Regions from separate parts of the Homo sapiens genome. Here region 1 is linked to region 2. Evidence: read pairs that join two places in POLR2A ChIA-PET (ENCODE). Cell type or tissue: Caco-2. All regions are shown on one strand. Links, peaks and the distances in the headings refer to the core of each region. The heading gives the core; the rest is flanking DNA.

What was found. ChIA-PET counts read pairs that join two places held together with the same protein. Peaks named below come from ENCODE experiments on the same cell type or tissue, not always from the same donor. Only the 100,000 strongest peaks of a DNase experiment are listed, where the experiment ranks them.
Region 1: POLR2A ChIA-PET joins it to region 2 with 9 read pairs; 4 of 35 experiments call an interaction of 5 or more read pairs at or near these places.

What each region holds. Positions count from the first base shown.
Region 1 is chr11:78,431,720-78,434,647 of GRCh38, forward strand. No RefSeq gene overlaps it. Among named protein-coding and RNA genes, the nearest start is that of LINC02728, 3.3 kb to the left of the region's middle. In Caco-2, for the core only: a CTCF peak has its summit at 718 (motif pointing left); no DNase peak of the experiment used is centred there.
Region 2 is chr11:78,364,216-78,367,143 of GRCh38, forward strand. The region is part of intron 1 of GAB2 (GRB2 associated binding protein 2); the gene reads right to left. Among named protein-coding and RNA genes, the nearest start is that of GAB2, 52 kb to the right of the region's middle. RefSeq lists an enhancer at 901-1,813. In Caco-2, for the core only: no CTCF peak of the experiment used is centred there; a DNase peak (open chromatin) is centred at 1,316.

The sequences.
Region 1 (2,928 bases), core at 104-2,603, 67 kb after region 2:
TTTTTTTTTTTTTGTAGAGACAGGGTTTCACCGTGTTAGCCAGGATGGTCTCAATCTCCTGACCTTGTGATCTGCCGGCCTTGGCCTCCCAAAAGGAACTTTGAATTTTTATAACAAATAAACCAAATAAATTTCATGACCAGTAAGATACAAAGGAACAAAGTCCACAATGTATTGTCTTGATAACTAAGAAAATAAGATACATGAAACATGTTTGTGAACTGTAAAGCAATGCCTAAATAATAGTCATGTTATTAGTAACAATTATGAACAGTAAAGGTATAGCAGAAAATTTTTGAAAAGTCATGAGCTATGTTAATTCAATGACCAGCTGCCTGAATGACAGTTTAAAAACCACCTAAACTCCTGGTGTCTTCTTTATAAAGGTCCCCCAGAAACTATCCAGTGTGCTGATAATGGCTAGAAATTCGCTGGACTCCATTTATGGTAATGCTGGGTCCAAACTGCACAACAGCTAACTGGAGCCTTAGTTGATCACAGGCCAATCTAGGGCTCCTGGCAACAGTAGAATGTCCAAGTTCAGGGAGGGATGCTGACCATGACTTAAAATACTTTCTTACAAAAGCCATACTAAATCATTTCAATACAGTGATTAAGGTTGCTTTGGGCCCTTTTCTTTTTCTTTTTTTTTTTTTTTGAGATGGAGTCTTGCTCTGCTGCCCCCCGCTGGAGTGCAATGGCACCATCTCGGCTCACTGAAACCTCCGCCTCCCAAGTTCCAGCAATTCTCCTGCCTCAGCCTCCCAAGGAGCTGGGATTACAGGAGCCTACCACCACAGCTAGCTAATTTTTGTATTTTTAGTAGAGATGGGTTTCATCATGTTAGTCAGGCTGGTCTCGAACTCCTGACCTCAGGTGATCCGCCTGTCTTGGCCTCCCAAAGTGCTGGGGTTACAGGTATGAGCCACCGTGCCCGGCCCGCTTTCTGCCCTTTTCTTAACGCTTTTACTATCTTTTAATTCTGAAGATTAACTGGGGAGAAATTATAATCAGATGTTACTCTCACCTGTTTTTTTAATTATACATAGATTGCAGACTGAATACAAATATTGATCAGAAGCCAAAACACCCCACACATTACTTATCAATCAACCCAGGCCAATCTGTCTTTCAACTGTACATTTTTGTGTTCTTGCCTCACCACTTAGTAAAATAAACATAAGAATAAATAGCAATCCAATCCAAATAAGCATCTCTCATCTATAATTATCTGAAGCAACGGATTTAAAGATGGGTAGAGTTAATCCACCTCACCAAGTACATCTTCAATGCCTGTTCAGTCATGCTTCAATGTCTACATTCAATTTATAGAGAATATGAATATATAACATTGTAGAGGGAGGCTTCTGGCAGATCCAGTCTGACAAGAACAAAAGGTCAAATAGTTCTTTTGCTATTCTGTGACAGTTGAAGAGTCTCTGGGTTGGAGAGTTATGTCTAGATCTGGAATGGATCACTCACACAATTAAGTTCTTGTCAGACCTAAAAACATGACAGCACAACTTTCCCCAGGCAAAAGGACAGCCAGATGGAAAGCAACTATTTTTCTCAACCTATCTCAAAATTTGAAATAAGAATGAGAATAATGGAAAAAACCTTTCTAAGTTTTAGAATATACTTCTACTTTGGTTGCTGGGGTTCTTATTTTCAGGTGGCATTTGGAAATCTTAGGAAAACATAATCTGATTTCTTTCCTCATTGGAAATGGGTTGCTCAAGTGAAAAACTAACCCTCTTATCACCTTTTAACTCAGAAACTGAGCACTAAAAGCTATTATGGTGTAGACAGTACTCAACTATTGAATCCATACGTTTATTCATTATACACTGACTTATACAACACTGTTTGCAATGTAGAATTTAGATATTCATATCTCAGCTGATGAGTAAACATTTTGAGTTTTTTCCTGCTGATGCTGCCTGCAAGCAACAGTTCAGTTTTGGCATTTTCATCATCTTTGTCTGACTTGAATTTTTGTTTTTGTTCAATTATTGGCAAAATAGAAGTATTGCACCAAAGACAAATTATTAGGCTTGCTATAGGTGGCAAGTATTTGGCTTCAACCAGATATTCATTGTGTGATCAACTATCAAGGAAAAGAATGTATAAAGTTTTGGAAATACATTGGTGAAAACACTATCAAAAAGGCAAGATGCCTTGAGAAGGACCTTTCCTCCTTCCACATATACAGTATATGAACACATTTAAGACTACTGTTCAACTTTCAGCGATGTGACTTCGTTATACATTTTGGAGACTTAATATGTACTAAAATAGGGGACTACATATTGCCTAAAGGTTAGACTCTAAATCAATTATTAGTGACTAAGTTCAGCACAGGTTCACAGAAGATTAAGAGATAAAAGGATCCATAGAGCTTACCTACTTCAAAATGTGATAGTACTATAGATGAAAAAACTGGAGGTCACAAAGATTATTTTACTTGCCTAATGCTCTACAACTACATTTATGGTAATGCTGGGTCCAGAACCTGGGGTTTCTCTAACTCAGCAATCTTTCCATCACTATTATTTTGTTAACCTCTGTCATGTTAACATTACAATGCTATCAGGTCCCTCAAAAATCATGGGAGGCATAATTCCTGATAGCCTTGGAAATTATAGTGCCTCCAGGTTCTGGGTCTATAAATGTCCCTCATTCCACAAAATTAATATGGTATCTAGTAAGACCTGAATGCCAAATCAATACAGGCTGATGCTGCAAATATTTTTAAAATGTTTTCTGCATTTTATCTTCTAGGTCTATGGTTAAATGTCACTTTTTCAGACATGCCTTTTCTAGCAAGCTTATCTATGCTTTCCTGTTCTTCATATAACTTTACAGCACATACTATATTTTGAAATAAGTTATTTAATTATTATATATCTTCTCAAATATATTAATAAT
Region 2 (2,928 bases), core at 338-2,837:
TTGCTTCTGGAATTCCTGGCCTCAAGCTATCCTCCCACCTCCGCCTCCCAAAGTACTGAGAATATAGGCATGAACCACCGCATGTGGCTCCCACATTGCTTCTCTACACTCCTTCCCCTTAGAACCATCTTTACTCCAATACAGATTCCTATCTAGGTCAATGGATTTTGACAAAAATTCAGTAAGAAATGTCTTTTAAATTGTAGCACAGTATCTATAAATACAATGAACTTAAAAGTTTCAATAAATATCCTTAACTGGACACAATACATGCTACTTTTTGTATACTATTTTACTTTGAAAATACTGGTAGCAACTCATTACCATTGATTTCATCACCTACGAATAGAGCTCAATCCCCATTTTGTAAAATGCTTATTGCTTGCAGTGGTTATTCTACCTCTAGCTTCTCACTTAATAGCCATCCCCCCAAATTCCTCTCCAAACATATTACTAACAACTATGATAGCAAATGCTGTGATAGGCCTTGAGTTTGCTATATGTGTTTAAGTTCTTCAAAAAAGCATAAACCAGGGATTTTATCAAACTTTCCTGAGAAATTTTCCCCAAACTATACATATTTACTACATATCTACTGATATCAGAAGATTCAGTAGATACAGAGTGAGATTTGGACATATGTAATGTTGGGAAAAGCTTCCCAGGTAATAGCACCTTTTTAAAAATATATATATATACGTCTATATAGTATTTTGCAAGTAGGTGGCAATGCTATGCTTGAAATACAAGGGTGGGAATGGCTGCAGTCATTTTTTTTATTTCAACAGGGTTTTGGGGAACAGGTGTTATTTGGTTACATGAATAAGATCTTTAGTGGTGACTTCTGAGATTTTAGTGTACCTGTCACCCCAAGGTGATAGCAACTTAATGATCTGAGGTCCCTTCCACTGTTATGAAACAAATATTTGTGTAGGAAAAGGAGTCTGGTAACGGACTAGACACAGACAAGAAAATGAAATCTCAGATAAGCAGAGGGACTTAAGTGTGATTAAAAAGCCACCAGTAAGGCAGGCATTAGAATCCAGCTCACCTGATTGCCAGTCCATTTCAGAAAGTTCCCACTAGGAAAATGAAGTCTCCCTATCAGTGTCCCTTCTCCTTCTGCAGTGACCTTTTCTTTATCAGAAACTCCCCAGGGCACCTTGGCTTACTAAATGCTAATTAGATTTCCTCCACCTGCTCTGGGATTTAGAGGGCAGTGCTAATGCAGCGCCCTCCTCAACTAACAAAGCCACTGGCATTCCTGGTATGCAGGGGCTGGCCTCCAGTTTAGTCAACATCAATTAAAGGGCTCCTATCCAAAGCCCTAAGGAGGAAGACAGAAAAGGGAGGGGTATTCCTTGATCCAAAAAATGAAGTACAGTCACTGATTGGGATTGATTGTTACTGTGGAGCTGGGTGGGACCAGGGAAAATTCTGGGAGGTAGGAATGGAATCTGGGTGAGGCAAGCAAACTGATGACCATTCATCATCTTCTCACTCCCCCAAGGAATGCTATTGTTGAGCTTGAGGGGATGAAGCCTTGGATCGCAAAAAGCCTTCATCCAAAAATAACTTAAGAAACACTTCCCTTTCTCTTCTTGTTTCAATACACAGGTCCAAATTCCGCAGTCCAGAATGACAAGTCCTCCATAATTCTATCCCGCTCTATGGAGGCATCAGAATTTCGTGAATATTCAGCCACTAACTGGCAAAGTTCAGCCTGGATGTTCAGCCATTAACTGCTGTGTAATTATGGACCAGTTACAGTTTTCTCTGGGCTTTGATTTTTCTCATTTGCAGCACTCAGTTGATTTCAAAATTAAATAAGACAATGAATATACATATGTTTTATAAACTATAAGGTGGTGTAGAGTTCTAATACAACTCCTAACACAAACTCAATTCAATGCAAACATTTACTGAGTTCCTAGAATAGTGTTTATACAGAGTTGGCACACAAACATTATCAAGTATTAGCTGTTAGATGCACAAAAACCATACCGAGTTCTTAATGATAGGGAAATCACAGTCCAGTGTAGGAGACAAGCTCTTTAACATAATATGATGAGTACTAAAATAGGCTGGGCACAGTGGCTCACGCCTGTAATCCCAGCACTTTGGGAGGCCGAGGCAGGTGGATCACCTGAGGTCAGGAGTTCAAGGCCAGCCTGGCCAACATGGCGAAATTAGATTTCCGTCTCTACTAAAAATACAAAAATTAGCCAGGTACAGTGGTGCATGTCTGTAGTCCCAGCTACTTGGGAGGCTGAGGCAGGAGAATTGCTTGAACCCAGGAGGTGGAGGTTGCAGTAAACTGAGATCACACCACTGTATTCCAGGCTGGGCGACAGAGCAAGACTCCATCTCAAAAAAAAAAAAAAAAAAAAAAAAGATGAGTACTAAAATAGAATATGCACAAAGTGAGGATGGGGGGTTAATTTACCCTGCTACCAAAGAGCAGGGGTTAAGGATTATCAAAAACCTTCTATATTCACTATATTTTCTCCAAGCCCTATCCCCAATTACATTCTATTCCCCATCCAGACTATGATGGCGAATAGAATGTAATTGGGGATAGGGCTTGGAGAAAATATAGTGGAGAAGCAACTCAAATGGTTGCTTCTCAAATGATCCTCCAGAACAACATATTCATTAGAATCTCCCCATCTTTATTCACAAAGTTACATGAGAAATTTTAAAAACCCACTAACCATCCAAGGAGTATTTAAGCTTCCATTATGTGCAAGGTATTCTTAAGGATGCAAAAAAATACAAGACAGGTCCCTGAACCCAATGAATTTACCATCTAGCAAGGGAGATAAGTCATATACAAAATTATGATACTAAGGTATATTCCTGAGCCATACAGTATCTCAGGGGTAAAGGGGAACATAGCTCAAATATCTGGAGGAGCTCCAAATTGAA